Regions from separate parts of the Mus musculus genome. Here region 2 is linked to region 1. A link is a loop called in an ENCODE intact Hi-C map of the cell type or tissue named here. Cell type or tissue: heart. All regions are shown on one strand.

Evidence for each region. A loop is a pair of places that touch in the nucleus more often than their neighbours do. Peaks named below come from ENCODE experiments on the same cell type or tissue, not always from the same donor. Only the 100,000 strongest peaks of a DNase experiment are listed, where the experiment ranks them.
Region 2: a loop joins it to region 1, with 4 times the contacts of the local background. A loop is called at or near these places in 16 of 42 quality-filtered maps.

What each region holds. Positions count from the first base shown.
Region 1 is chr12:24,827,807-24,835,806 of GRCm38, reverse strand. Mboat2 (membrane bound O-acyltransferase domain containing 2) reads right to left here and starts at 4,208. Exons shown (of 13, transcript NM_026037.3): 1 at 4,033-4,208. The coding sequence starts at 4,107. It overlaps 2900060N12Rik (RIKEN cDNA 2900060N12 gene), which reads left to right and starts at 4,490. Exons shown (of 3, transcript NR_166876.1): 1 at 4,490-4,987. In heart, a CTCF peak has its summit at 4,482; a DNase peak (open chromatin) is centred at 4,396; H3K4me3 peaks cover 3,337 bases; H3K27ac peaks cover 2,888 bases.
Region 2 is chr12:24,704,531-24,712,530 of GRCm38, reverse strand. It overlaps Rrm2 (ribonucleotide reductase M2), which reads right to left and starts at 4,277. Exons shown (of 10, transcript NM_009104.2): 1 at 4,086-4,277; 2 at 3,897-3,971; 3 at 3,446-3,592; 4 at 3,090-3,206; 5 at 2,041-2,174; 6 at 990-1,084; 7 at 729-862. The coding sequence starts at 4,184. In heart, CTCF peaks have their summits at 1,618 (motif pointing right), 2,192 (motif pointing left) and 3,860 (motif pointing left); DNase peaks (open chromatin) are centred at 2,149, 3,520 and 4,260; H3K4me3 peaks cover 4,322 bases; H3K27ac peaks cover 4,577 bases.

The sequences.
Region 1 (8,000 bases):
TCATACACATATGATATACATTCAAACATATATATTATATACATGCATACACATATGATATACATGCATACACATATGATATACATGCATACACACACACACAGAGGTTGGGTTCCCTATCCCAACCCACAATCACCAGCACACCAATATCTGGAACTCTGGACAGTTCTTACTTCTTCTCACTTTCACTGCCAAAAGGTTCGGCTCTAAAACAAAGACATATCCAAAGTATTTCTCCCACACCAAAACTACAAAATAAACTGACAGTCTATGCAAAGACTTAAAAGCATGGCCATGTGCACATATGTATATGAACTAAATAATTCAGGTTCGATATCTGACTTCCAGAGGTGTAAGGATCCTATTGACTGATGTAGAATACATAGAAACACTTCCCAAACTCTCAAGTGTTGGGCATTATAGATACTACTGGAGTCTGCTTGCTTGGTAACATCTAACCTTTCTTCCCACACATCTTTCTCCTTCCTTCAAACCTTTCAAAACACCACAAGTCCCCACTTCTTGTCTTCTCCCTGTCCCAAGAGTTTGGCACATGATCTATAAAACAATGACTCCTATGTCAAGGGGCTGTTTCTGGGCTCATCTCTAACCAGTGTTCTGCTGTTTAATATACTGGCTATTTACCCAGTTTCACAGCAGTAATCATGGGAAGTAAGGAGGGAGAAGCGGAGGGGGCCACAACTAGAAAGCAATCTCATGATAACTCAGAGCAAGGCCAAGCAAATGTAATAGATAATATAAGATGTTGAAAAAAATATATAGGGGGCTGGTGAGATGGCTCAGCGGTTAAGAGCACTGACTGCTCTTCCAAAAGTCTGGAGTTCAAATCCCAGCAACCACATGGTGGCTCACAACCATCCATAACGAAATCTGACACCCTCTTCTGGTGTGTCTGAAGACAACTACAGTATACTTACATATAATAAATAAATAAATCTTTAAAAAAAAAAGAAAAAAAAAGAAAAAAATATATAGGTTGCCGGGCGTGGTGGTGCACGCATTTAATCCCAGCACTTGGGAGGCAGAGGCAGGTGGATTTCTGAGTTCGAGGCTAGCCTGGTCTACAAAGTGAGTTCCAGGACTGCCAGGGCTATACAGAGAAACCCTGTCTCAAAAAAAAAAAGAAAGAAAGAAAGAAAGAAAGAAAGAAAGAAAGAAAGAAAGAAAGAAAGAAAGAAAGAAAGAAAGAAAGAAAGAAAGAAAGAAAGAAAGAAAGAAAGAAAGAAAGAAAGAAAGAAAGAAAGAAAGAAAGAAAGAAAGAAAGAAAGAAAGAAAGAAAGAAAAAGAAACAAGAAAAAAATATATATATAGGTTGATCATCAGTGACATTATTCTTAGTTTCATTTTGGTACTTGCTCTGGAGTCTAAAACCCCACATCAGCAACTTATAAGGAACAGAAGCCCCGTGATATGGAGACACCTGATCTCGCCTGGGACTCACACAATTGCTCCTTTTCTTTGGCACAACTGGTCCTCAAGATGGCTCCTCTCTCAAACCACACCTCCACACATTCCTTTCTACAGACCTTCAGAATTATACTAGGAAGGAAGTCACTTGGAAAACAGGCCCTAAAGAGCAAAACGCCGGGGGGCCAGGTACTTCCTATCTTAAAGATCTCATAATCTCCCAGATACCACTATTTCATGCTTTAATTTCATTTAAAGACTACAGAGCACCACTTCAGCTACTTCAAGGTCACTCTGTAATTCTTAGCAAAGATAAAGATTCTCCAGCCTAAGGCAAGATCTCCAGTTCCTTTGCTTTGCCTGACAGCACACTTCTTCCTCCTGTTACTTCAGCAGCAAGGGCACTAGGTTCTCAGTGTGCCAAGTCAATACAATAGTAAAAAGTTCACATTTTATTACTTCCTAAAACAACTGCTTTTATAATTTCCTAATTTTTCTAAACAGTGTAAATTGGCACACACCAAGTGAACACATAGCAAGTTATAAACTTCCTGGCTTGTCTTTTTTCTTTCCTATAGAATTACATTATTTGACTACAGCCAAGTCTTAGGCTTTCTTTCAACATGGATTCAACTGTTCATGTGTTAGGAAATGTTTCTGATTGGCTTAATTCTAAAATGTCTGTCTAATTTTACAATGTTAACTACTCCAAGAGTATCATCATGAAGATTCTTTGGTATTCACAGAAATAATTATTGCTGTGAAAAGTACAGATTGTATGGATTAACCCAATATTCCTAAGACTTGCTTATCACAGAGCAAACAACTGTCTTACACAAATGGCCATATAAACTCGGGCTCTACAGACTTCAAGCGTATACCAGAAGATGCAGATTATCTAAGACACAAGAGACAAGACCTCTAGCTGATAAAGTCAGTCTTAACTCAGGTCACCTTCCCTGGATTGCTTGCTCACTTCAGTTCCACAAAGAACTTTCTCTGGACTGCTGAGATGTTTAAAGGAGCTTATTGATATTAGATTACTTTTAAAAGTTATGATCCTTTATAGAAGTTTAAAAGAATTAGCTTAATAGGGCTATGGCAGAGAGAATACACAATCATTTGCCTCACCAAAAGAATAAAAAGGTAAAGGACACACACACACACACACACACACACACACACACACACACACACGTTTCTCATTAGCAAGAAGATCCTGCCCTACCTGCACTGGTAGGCTGGGAACAACCTATTGAAGTCAGAAGTGTAACACACACCTAGAGGTCAGGTGCCATGATTCCACTTAGGAAATAGTGAGACTCCTCCACAGAACTGAGAGTATCCAAAGCCTTTGATTATTATCAACTTAATAAACAAAGACTAATTCTGTGAATTAAAGGAATCATTCCACTTGGGGCACTCTTATAATCTATTAGCATGACACACACCACAACCGCTGTGTAAGCTGTGTGGAGAACAGGTATTTCACTATTAATCGAAAAGTTATGAGAGGAATAAAGGAAAGAAGTCAGATCAGAACACTGAGCAGGACGGTTTAACCCTCCTTTGAGGTAACTCAGTATATTTTATTTTAAACAGTGAAGCACAAAGCCTGGAGCACACAGTGTTCAGCTCAGGTGTCACCTCCAGCTCAAGTCCAGAGAGGAATCTTGTGTTTTACATGCAAACCTTAAGATACCACTAGCAGCTACTCAAGCTGAGCCCATAGCCCTTGGAAGTGCAAACACCTCCAGATCAGAAATAATGTTAGGCTGAATTTCCAAAGTCAATTTCCTTCAGTACTGGAGCTAGACCAGCTATCTAACCATACCCCACCAACAACTTTCCCAGACCTTTCTCAGGACATACTTCCAAAGTTCCTTTGCTCAATAAAAATGGCGCTGCTTTCTCCATCCCAATGCTGTTTATTTCAGTAATCCTGAGGCCCTTTAAACAATCAAATTCGACTGGCCTCATTTAAATGCCAGCCTTCCCTAGTGTCAAAAGCTTCTCTGGGGGTAGGGTGAGGGGGTAGGATGGCTGCTCCTATCCACAGCTGCAACTTTTTCACCAGAAACCCTAGCATCGTGAAGTCACGTTGACTTCTCTTCATAACCTGTCTTCCCCCAAACTGTTGCCTCTCCGTCTATTGAGCCACACTTCAATGCAAACTGTCCCCAAGTGCAGAAGAGCTTAAGCCTCGTCCATCCACGCCGTGTCCTGGGCACTCGGCACCCAAACCATTCTTAGTCTCCCGATAACCCGCAGCAGTGCCAGGTCCACCGGTCCCGGGACTCCCGGGTCCGACGCCCGGTGGCCCGGCAGCGACAGCATGCACGCGCGCACGTCTGTCTAGCCCTCCCCGGCGGGCTGTCGCCGAGCCTCCGCCCGCGCCCACCCCCGCCCGGGCGGCGATGGGAGGCTGGGTGGGCACAGAGGCACCAGCCGGAGCGACAGCCGAGGGGACAAGGCCAGCCGCGCGCCCCCGCCCCGCCGGGCGCCGGGCACGGCGGTCCCGGCCCCAGCCCCCACCCTGCTCCCGCCCGGGTGGCACCGCGGCCGGCAGAGGCGGCCAGGGCACGACGCCCCGGACGCCGGTACCTGATCGATGGGCAGTTGCACGGCGTTGCTGAGGGGCTGCAGCAGGGTGGAGCCCGTGGTGCTGGTGGTGGCCATGGCCGGGCCTCGGCGCTGCGTCCGCTCGCTCCGGCCAGGCGCCGCTTGCTTGCTTGCTCGCTCTGTGCCGAGCTACGCCGAGGATGGGGATGCAGCGGCGCGCCCGCCCCTCGGCCGCCCGCGGTCGGAGCAGCCGCGCGGGGAGGGGCAGTGGGCGGAGTTAGTGGCCCCGCCCACTGCTGGGCGCCCCGCCCACCCAGCCGCGCGGCCCCCTCACGCCGCCGGGCGGCCCGATTTCCAGCAGCTTCCAGAGCCCCCTCCCCACCTCGCGCACTCGTGCGCCAGACAGCTCCGCGGTCCAATGGCGTCGCGGCGCCCCGACTCCCACAGCCAATCAGAGGACGCTGGCCTCGCCGCGCCCCTCCTCCGTGCTGAGGACCCCAGCGAGGGGCTGAGGCTCGACCATGGCTGTCGCCCGAGGGCGACCGAGAGTCAGGCTAGCTGGTGGGGGCGTGTGAGGGCGGCTTTGCCTCCGCCTCTGCTCACTTCCTTTCTCAGGAATGGTGGGCGCCGTCCCCACCCCTCACTGGCAGTGACGGTGGACAACAAAGGGGCTCGGGGTGGCGGCCAGACAAAGAGTTGCAGCGCCGGGGGAAGTTGGGAACAAAGGTAGGGGGCTGGGAGCTTCAGGGAGACGCGCTACAAGAACCCCAAAGCAGAAAGTGCCTTTGTCTCCTGGGCTGCCCAAACTTGCGGAAAGCCGGGTGGTCCTACCTCACCCGCCGCCCACCTGGGCCTGATCGGCCGCGCTGGGACGATGCCCTCACCGCGCATCCAGCTGAGAGGGAAACAGGTCGGACCTGGGCAGCGCCCGAGGGAAAGCCTGGGTAGCCAGCGGCCGGCATGTAAAGGCCCCGCCTCCTCAAAGGAAAGGCTGCTGGTAAGCATCCCTTCGTGCCTGCGAGCCTCTCTGCCAGATGTGAATTCTGCTGTGTCCACACCTCCATTCCAGGAGGGCAGTTAGTGTGTCAGCCCTACAAATGTGATCTCTTACCCTTTAAACTAGCCATGGGAACACCTGGAAAATGCCAGCATCGTCCTCTCAAAATCCAAGGATTTGGAAACTAATATTTAAAGGGGGGCGGGGGTTTAAATGTGCTGCTAACACTGCTTTTAAAGGTAGACTTATGTGAGTCCCCACAACAACCATGTGAGGCAGGTATTGTAACCACCCTCAATCTAGCAAGGAAATTGAATTCCAGAAAAATTACATAACTTAACCAAGAGCTAAATAACAGTGTGTGGGGGGGGGGGGGGCCTGAGATCCAACTAATTTAGCCCCAGTTTTGACCTCTTAAAGACAAGGCCCTCTTCATTCTCAGGTTTAACACCCACTCCAGAATAGCCATCAACTACTAGGTACAGCACTTCCTCAAGGACCACTCTAGAGGCTTCAGTAGTAAGAGCGGGCAAGTAGTGCTTCAGGAAACCTGGCTGTGGACTCAGCTCTCTCTGAAAAGGGGGTTATTGAATTTAGTTGGGATAGTCTCTTGCTGCTAATATTCTCTGGGTGAACAGCTGAGTCCTAGTAAGGTAGTCTTTTAGAGGATGGGGAGAAAATAATTGAGATCTTTCACTCTTAATATTGTGTTCCAACTAGCTGGGACCAATTAGAAATCAAACCTGTCCAATAATCTACTTCCTAAAATAGTCCCAAGTCTGGACCTCTCTATTAATATAACCTTGGATCGAGGACCTCTTTGTCTCTGTCTCCTCCCCCCCCCCCCTTTAGGGACGTGTTGAGAAAGTGTACAGGTGGCTGAACATATAAACTGAAGGGAAAAATTAAAATACCATTTTAAAACCTTAAAAAGTGGGTGTTAGAAACATATTGCAACCTAAAGTAGGCAGCATAAGATACAATCCTAGAACAAATACTGTCTACCAAAGGAATTCTGTGAGGCCAGATTATTCTTTTAGAAAAAGACAGAACATAGTTTTTATTGAGGGTGACTCCTTTAATAGAGACCTGACTCTGGTGTTAACCTGTCATCCCCTGGCCTTATTGCTTGGTGGGACAATCAGGTCACTTTAGGGTGATGTCATGGGATGAACTGTCTGCTAGGCTCTGTGTTCCTGGAGTCAGTAATGCCTATGGAGGATTAGGACTAGGACTGGAGACAGTCGGACACTTTTTAGGAGGTCTGGAACGAGACGTTGTAAAAGTTGACAGTTTATTGTGCCTTCAGCCTTGAGTGGAGATGAAGTAATTGTTGCCCGTTTTTAGATATTCTCTGAATGATTAGCATCCTTTCCTGTAGCGTTAAGTAGGTTTCTGACCCCAAGTAAAGGAGCCAGATTTTAAAAATGAAGGCAGAGGTGCCAGGCTTTCCTCCTGCTTTTGGTTTCCTTGTGTCAGCCCAAGTGAGAGATAAGTACTTTTTAGCAGAAACTGTCTTTTAGGTGCCTGTTATAACTTTATGAAATTATTTATTTTAACATCTAGAATGGGAAAGATTTGAGCCATCTGAGAAATTTTATGTCAGAGTATAGGTCAAGTATCTTGGCCTATAATAATAGCTTAGATTTTAGAGTCAGGAGATCTTGGTTTTGGTTGGGGTTTTTTTGTTTGTTTGGTTGGTTGGTTGGTTGGTTTTTGTTTTGTTTTGTTTTCTGTCTTCACTACTTACTAGCCAATTTTGGAGCCTTTTTAACCTCACTTTCCTTATATAAGAAAAGAAGTAATAATATTGTGTACAAAAAGCTTACAACTGTGTTACATTGTAACATTTAGAAACAACCACATTAGTCAGAATTCTCCAGAAAAATAGACCAATCAGGATCTACAAAAAGATATAGAAGAAAGTATGTTATAAGGAACTGGCTTGAGATGATAAAGACATAGAAGCCTTATGCAAAGCAGTCAGGAGCGCACGTGGTATATAGGTCCAGTCCAAATCTAAAGGCCTAATGACCAGAAGAGCTGTTACTCCCTCAGAATCTGAACGACAGCTGCACCAGTGTTGACACAATTGTTGATATGGATGTCCCAGCTTAAACAGATTTTTCTTCCTCTACCTTTGAGGGTTTGTTTTGTTTTGTTTTGTTTTGTTTTCAGTTCAATCATGATACCACCCACACTGAAGAAAGCAATTTTCCTTACACAGTCTACCAATTCAAAAAATAATCTTTTCTATAAACATCCTTATAGACACATTCAGAAATACTATTTTACTATCTGTCCAGTCCTTCATCAACCCAGTGAAGTTGATGTATTAAATTAACCATTCAAGAAATTTAATGTAATTCTAAAAATGAAAAATGTTTCTCTCCTATGAAACTATTGCATCTGGATTTAACTGAGTTTCACTATATACATGTATTAAGACATCATGTGATATACTATAAATACAGATATTTTGTCAACTACACCTTAAATTTTAAAATACTCCATCTTTATGTCTTTAATAAGGAAGTAGATTGTTGAGTTAACATTTTGAGTTAAGAACCAGTGATGAGAATATAAAGTGGATAGAGGCCTCCCCACTAGTATCTGCTAATTTGACTAGGAGCCTTTAAATGAGAGAGAACTGAATGAATTATATGTAATTCTTCATTGTCCTGCCTCAGCTAGCCAACCTATGACAGCAATCCCCATGTCCCTAACTCTTAAAATCATTTATTGAGTGCTGTCTTACTGTGTTCAGGGAACTGTGTGGATGTTGTAAAATAAATAAATAAATGGTACTTATAATCAAAAGGCAAAATCATCATGTATATGAGACAGTAGAGTAATACAAAGTACCAGGTTAGGTCAGTTTTTAATGTTAAAACACACACACACACACACACACACACACACACACACACACACACACAATGTTCCTTCTAGAAGACACAGAAGCTTAGTTGGCAGACAAAGGACCTAAAATTTATTCCTAAATATTACAGCA
Region 2 (8,000 bases), 120 kb after region 1:
TTAAGCCCGGGTGTGGTGGTAACACACCTGCAATCTTAGCATTCTGGAGCCAGAGACAAGATCACCATGAATTTGAGGCCAGTTCGGCCCACATTGTTCCAAGCCAGCCACAAAATCCAACAATGCAGGTGAGGGAAATAAACCATGTATTTCACGGCCAATTATGAAAGCGAGGAATAGGCTAGCCCAACTCAAGGCTGCCTGACACCTATTATTACACAGGGCCGGGGCCCTTCCCTTCTGATACCCAGAGGTTTCTTCACAGCCACAGGCTCTACTAAGAACTTTCAGTTTGTACACTCGAGTCTACGGGATAACAGGAATATATGTACTAGGAAGTCAGTGGTTTAATAAGTTACTTAAGGTATCTTATCCTTTGCTGAGGATTGTATGGATTCCTACATTAAATATGGATACAGGGCTAGGAATGTGGCGGAATACTTGCCTAGCAAGTATGAAAGCCTAGGCTGGATCCCCAAGACTTGGAATGGCTCAACAGTTACAAGGGACATTTGCTGCTTTTGCAGAGGACCCAGGTTCAGGTCCCAGCACCTACATTACAGCTCAAAACCACCCGGTCCCGAGGTCATCCTCCTCCCCTTTGTCCTTTGCAGGCAAAGGTTCACACATTACAATCCCTTTTGAAAGTGGCCACACCTCACTTCTCAGGTCCCCATCAGTAGATGTGTATCTAAGAGCCCCAGGTTAGAAAGCTACTTCAGACTCACCTCGTCTCTGCTAATAAGCTCATTGGAAAATGTAAGGCCCGGCATCAGCCCCCGTTTCTTGAGCCAGAATATCGATGCAAAAGAACCGGAAAAGAAGATTCCTTCTACGGCGGCAAAGGCCACAACGCGTTCTCCTAGCAAGAGTCAACACGAAAACGTTCCCGGTGAGGCCTCGGTATTCTCAGCACAGGCCAATAATCCAGTGACATTACTTGGACAATCAAGCCTGGGCTTGAGGAGGAAAAAGGAAAGGGTCCTCACCATACGTAGCCTCTTTGTCCCCAATCCAGCGCAAGGCCCAGTCAGCCTTCTTCTTCACACAAGGCATTGTTTCAATAGCATTGAAGAGATATTCTCTGCAGGCAGAAAGTATAGCATGAATGGATACTGCAGAGCCCTGGCAACACAACAGGCACAGCGTAGGCCTGATTCATTACTTCCACGTCTGCTTCCCATCCTGGCACTCACTGCCACCATAACCCTACCAGTCCTTCCCAGTCTCCCTCCATAACACAAACGCCTTCTTAATTTTTCTATAATGTCCTAGCAGAGCAATGTCAGCTAAACTGGTCTAAAATAAACCTTTTGACTCAATATTGTCTAAAGCAATTCCCCTCACCTCCACTTTGGTTTCATACTCATTCATAGCCACGTCTTTAAATTTAATTGTTTTTGGTTTTTTTTGGTTTTGGTTTTGAGACAGGGTCTCTCTGTGTAGCCCTGGCTGTCCTGGAACTCACTCTGTAGACCAGGCTGGCCTCAAACTCAGAAATCTGCCTGCCTCTGCCTCCCAAGTGCTGGGGTTAAAGGTGTGCGCCACCACCGCCCGGCTTTAAACTTAACTTTTAATGTATGTTTTGCCTTAACGTGTCAGACACCTTATGTGTGATGCCCATGGAGGCCAGAAGAGGGCACCACTTCCCTGTGACTGGACTTACAGCCTTGTGAGGTGTCCCGTGGGAGCTAAGAACTAAAACTGGTAAGCAGTAAACCATACTTTGCAGGAGCCACAGTGCCTTCTAAACCTCAGTGGTCATCTCTCCAGCCCCTGGGGTTGGTTTTGTTTTTGACACAGTATGCAGTCTGACTAGCCTTTGACTTCTTGACAATGCTGCTGCACTGATCTCTGGGAGCTGGAAATAGACACAAGCTACCACACACAAAAGCTGGAGGCAGTCTTGACTAAGGGTCATAGAAACATCTACTGACAGTCCGCTTGTCATTCTGCTCATTTCCCCTTTATGAGCAAAAATACTGGAAATAAAGCAGTGAGTGAGTCCCAGGCACCTTGGCAGAGTGTGTGGATACTCACCTTTCCTTGGGATCTTTAATGTAAGTGTCAATAAGGAGACTGTACATTTCAGAGTGTATGTTTTCCATGGCAATTTGGAAGCCATAGAAACAGCGGGCCTCTGTAACTTGAACTTCTTGGCTAAATCGCTCCACCTAGTGGTAGTAAAATGAGCCAAAGTTAAATTTGAAGAACTACTGGTTGCTTCACTTTCTCCACACTACCAGTAGAGTGGCCCGGCCTGCTGGGATTGTTCCTAGGCCTGCAGCAACAGTGAAGGGGGAATCTGAGTAAGAGGCCATTTTGGTGTACTTACTGAATTCTATTCTAGGCCAGCCAGGATTACTGTGAGACCTTGCTTCAAAAATGTAAGTAAAACAAAACAAAAAACCCAGGTATATATTTAATACAGTTTAATCCTATATTTTTATTAGTTCTTCATGATTTGCAAGCAAGCTCATTATTTCACGTCATACGCTCAATTTACCAATTAGGAAACACATAACTCCTAGTTTGCCATTTATTTTAACAAAACTATCATGTGCTCCTAACCTCTGTGGCACACACCAGGCCCCACAGGGTTTCTTTTAACACTGTTATTCCCTAATTCTGTTTCAGTTCATTCCAAGGACCCACTTAGAGTTAAGAAGTATACAACCAAAGTCTTATAGAAATCCACAAAAAGTTAAGCATGTAGGTACAAAGAGAAAAACTCACTACTGCTCCTTAGCAGAGGGAAAGACTAACATGATGAACGTTAACATAACATTCATAGCTCTTAAAAAGTTTGTTTTGCTTGTGCTTGCCTGGGAATGGGTCCGTGCATGTATAGGCAAGTGCCCAAGGTCAGAGTTGCCTTGGTGAGAGGAGCTCACCAGCAGATGGGAAGCAGTCCAACAGGGGTAACTCATAACAGAACCTGGGTCTTCCGCCCAAGCAGGAAGTGTGTTAACCAGAGCGGAGACTGGAGTCAGTCATCTATCCCTCCAGCCCCGCTTCAGGGCAAAAGATAGAGAGCCAGGAACCAGTTCTGGATCTAAGTGAATTATGGGTATTTCATGCCAACTCACCAAGTTCTCATTGACTATGCCATCACTCGCTGCAAAGAAAGCCAGAACGTGAGATATAAAATGTCTCTCATCGGGTTTCAGAGCTTCCCAGTGCTGAATATCCTTGGAAAGGTCCACCTGAAGTTTAGAAGTTCACGATTAGCAGGTCTGTAGGTCTCTCTCTCTTTCTCTCTCTCATACACACACACTTTAAAACTGAAGTCCCCCAAACCATCTCATTACCGAATTCTTCACATCCATTATTCCCTTTGTTTCAGGGAACACCCAATATCTCAGTGAGCTACCATTCCCAAGGGCAAAAAGTTGTGACGGCCATGCGGGAGCCTTCTGACACACAGCAAGTCCTGAACGATTACCTCCTCGGCAGTCCAAAAGGAGGCCTCGGCTTTCTTGTACATCTGCCAGATATCATGGTACTCGATGGGAAAGACAACGAAGCGGCGGGGGTTTTCTCTCAGTAACGGCTCATCCTCAACGCTGGGGTTAGTAGGCGCTTTACTTTCCTGTTGGATGAGAGAGAGTGCCAAGTGAACCAACCCCCAAATGCCAACCGAACCGCAGGAAACTGCTAGCCAGTGTCTCATCAGATCGAGTACTTTCAACGATTGGTAATCTCGTGTGCTTAGCTGTCACGCTGCACTCTACTATTACCATAGGCCGACCCGAGTAGGACATTCTGAGGAGACACTTTGGCGGGAAAGAAGAGTCAAATAATTCAGCTGGGACAATGCAGATTTAGCGCCAACGAGCGGGCGCCCTCTACTGGGAGCCTAAGCGACCCACCTCAGCCCCACACGGGCCACTCACCAGCTCGGCGGAGTCCTGGAAGATTCTCCTCGCAGCTTTGCTGGCCAGGACGCGGGTGCTGCTGAGAGTCGGGGGCTGTAGGGGGACACGCGTGGTGAATGGCGGTAGGCACCCTCCACCCTCCCGGGTCCGGGAACCCACGACCTGCCAGTGCACATCCAACCCAGCCGGCACCTGGGCCGCCCTCACCGTGTTCTCCTTGTCAGCCAGGGTGAGTCGCTTCAGCGGCGACAACTGCAGCTGCTGCTGGTCAGCGATGGTGGCGAGCGGGGTGCGGACGGAGAGCATGGCGAACGAGGGCAGCGGCGGAGACGGCGAGGAGCAGGCGAAAACAGCTGGAATCCGGTGCACCGCCGACTGCCAGCGCCCGCGCCCTTTAAAGAGCCACCCAACCGCGCGCTCCGAGGGGGCGTGGCCTCGCCTCCCATTGGACGCCGCTGACCCCGCTCGCCGCCCAGCGCGGGAGATTTGAGTTGCGCCGCAGGCCTTCCGCACAAAGACCTTTAAGGAGCCTGCGCCGGCCGGGTGCGCGGGCGCTCGCGGGGCCGGAACCGGTTAGGATTGCGAGAGCCTTGGGGATTGAGCGCGCAGGGGGTCGCCGGGCGGGCGTTGCCGCTGAGGTTGGTGCCAAGGGTGGAGTGACGCTGCTGGCCTCTGGGACACGTCGCCTTGACTGTCTTCATGTCCCAAGTAGAGGGGTGCGGGGGACCCTGGTTTCTTAAAGAGATTCGGGGTCCCGAGCAATCGCACCGGCCTTGTGGGATTAAGGGGGTCCTCAAACTAGGGTTCCCTAAAAAGCTGTCTTCAAACTCATGAAGGGGTACGGATGCAGCCTTGGGTTCCTTTTCTACCCTGCCCCTCCTGTCAGACCCCTGTCCCCTCTGTCCCAATTAGTTTAAAAGCTGCCAGACGATTACAAATTCCAGGAAGCTCACAGGATGGTGACGAGTCATACATTCATTTTACGACTCTGGGCGTCCAGTAGTCTAAAGACGAATCTGCAAATTCCTGTGGTGAGGGTGGAGACAAGAACTCAAGTTTCCATCTTTCTGATTTGCCCTACGGGGTCCAAGATACCAGAGATAAAGCGCTGAGATGGGACACTGAGATCCCGGGGAAAAACGTGGAACCTGGGAAGGCTCCACTGACTCTCCCAGGTCAAATATTTTAAAAGAGGACGAGGGGAGGCTCCCCTCTGCTTGTGTCCTAAGTTCTCTCACTGTAGATGCTGTAAAAAATCTCTGAACACCATGTGGCAGCTCAAAGTTAAAGCAGGCGGCATCCACCGCTGCACAATTTATTGATGCTGGGGACAAAACCCAGGACTTCTTCCATGCTAAGCTAACTGGGCCATATCGATAAATATTTTAAATCACCTCTAGCAAAATTGTCAGTTCTTTTTTTTAACATATAATTTCTAATTCACATTCCATTCCTCCGTTATCCGAGGGGTTTGCCTTTGGCTCCTCTAGCTCCTGGTGTACTCAGTACAAATGAGGTCTGGCTACTAAAATAACACTCGACCACTGAGGGAAGGAGAAGGTCGCCGCCATTCTCTTCTCCCTGCTCACAACCTCCTCCAAACGCCTCTTCCTCCCGCCAAGCAGGCTGAGCTTAGTGGGCAGCCCCGCCTAGGTTCCCCTGTACCGGGACCTGTCAGGAGCTGAGCGCTTTTGCTTCTGGCGCGGTTTTTAACCTCTGCTCTGTGATTGGTTGGTTCAACTTCAAGATTCCCAGCCCCACCGGCCCGCGCGCGCTGCGGTCACTCAAGGGCAAGTCCGCTTTCAGGTGACCTTAGATGTGGAAACCGAGTCCCCGCAGGCATCCAGCGTTTCCCCGCCAAATCCTCTCAGCTGTCAGCACTCACAGTCCCTGTACAGCTTGATCATCATATACATGTTTAATCCAGATGGAAAGGGAAAACGGGTATTTTTAGGCCTGTTTTATAGGTAACTGAAGTAAAGGCCTGAGGGACCTGGAAACTACCCAAGGTCCCACAACTTTAGACCCTTGCTAACTCCTTTTCTTTCTTCTTTTTAAATTAATTTTGTGTGAGACGAGGGTGTAGTGCGAAGGTCAGAGGCCCACTTATGGAAGTTGGTTCTCTTGTATTCTGTGGGGTCACAGGGGTGGAATTTATGAGGTTAGGGTTGGCTGCTGAGACATCTTGTCAGACACTCGCACCTTTTTATTAGTAATGTTCCCAACATACGGAAAAACCGAGCAGGGCATGATGGCCCTGGTCTTTAATCTTAGCATCTGTGAGGCAGAAGCTGGCAGATCTTTTGAGTTTGAGGCCACCCTGGTCTATATAAATGAGTTCCAGGACAGCCAGGACTACATATATCCCAAAAAATATAAAAAAGAAAGCAAGGAAAAGAGAACTCCCCAGGGTTCGCCCACCAGTGTCCATTTGCTGTCTCCAACTTGCAGTTGCTTCACTCCCTTCTACACATGTGCGAAATTCATTGCTTTCTTCCCAGTACTTGAAAGTGACCTGTGCCCGAGGTGGTGGCACTTGCTCTTAATCCCAGCAATTAGGAATGTTCCCAGCGTACAGAAAGAGTAAACAGCAGGCGCCACGCCTCTCGACTCAGCACTAGCAGGCAGAAGCAAGTCATGATTTGGAGGCCAGCCTGGTCTACATAGTGAGCTCCAGGTCATCTGAGGCTGTATAATGAGACTTGGCCTCCAAATAAATCAATAAATAAGAAAGAATTTAGGAAGCAGAATAGTTGGCTTGGGTAGTTGAGAAAAACTTGCTCCCTCAAAGGTTCCTATCACCCACTTGATGGCTCACAACCATCCAAAATTGTAGTTCCAGGAGACCCAACATCATTTTCCTAGGGCACCACCACACATTATTAAGATAACGATCCATGGCCAGAGTGACTAACAGTCCAAGGCTGAACACGTGGGGCGGACGTGCTTGCAGGGGTGCTCTCTGTGCAAGCCTCTGTGGTTCTGGCGGCACTCGCTGTACCAGCCCCAGCCCTTCCTTCTTAACCTCCTGGCTTTATTGACTGGTTAGGGCTGACACAAGCAGCCCCAGTTTGATCTTGGCAACTTGCATTCCTTTCACAACTGAATAGTATTATATGATACTGAGAAACGTTAGTTAGGTATAAATACGGCGCTGGGATGTTAGAGAACAGCTTTAGTTTTAGGGTCAGCTGTTCAAACGCTGAGTAGTGAGAAGGTATCATCTACAATTTGCTTTTTTTTTTTTTTCTTAAAAAAAAACAAAACAAAACAGCATCTTACTATGTTGCCCTGGCTAGCCTAGAATTCATTGTATAGACCAGGCTGACCTTGAGCTCACAGAGGTCTGCTTATCTCTGACTCCTGGGATCAAAGGTACACCACCAAGTCCAGCTTACAGACCATTTACTTTGTATTTTGTTTTATTTTATTTTGTGTGTATGAGAGTTTTGCCTGCCTGTATGTATGTCTGAAGAGGCCAGAAGAAGGTGTTGGGTCCTCTGGAACTGGAGTTAACATGTTGGTACTGAGAACTGAACCCAAGTCCTCTGCAAGAACATCCTGTGTTCTTAACTGCTGAGTCATCTCTCTAGGCTCAACTTTGGCTTTTTTTTTTTTTTTTTAATTCTTTGTTTATTTACTCATAAGACAGGGTCTTATGAATCTCAGGCTGGCCTTCAACTCAGCATTGTAGTTGGGGATGGCCCTGAATTTCTGCTCTTCCTGTCCTCACCCCCTCAGTATTCAGGTCACGGGTGTGTGCTACTCTGCCTGGGGTGTGTGCTAGTATGCCTGGTTTATTCATTCCTGTTTTAGATGGTGCTGGGAATTGAACCCAGGGTTAGCCCTCTATTGAGTCTATTCTTTTTTTTTTTTTTTTTTAAATTGATTTTCTGAGACAGGGTTTCTCTGTGTAACCCTGGCTGTCCTGGAACTCACTCTGTAGACCAGGCTGGCCTTGAACTCAGAAATCTGCCTGCCTCTGCCTCCCAAGTGCTGGGATTAAAGGCATGCGCCACCATGCCCGGTTGAGTCTCTTCTTTCGTAATACAAGGTGTATGTTCTGTGTGTTCATAGGGTGGGGGGAGAAGGAAATGAACTTCTGAACTGGAGACCTGGAGC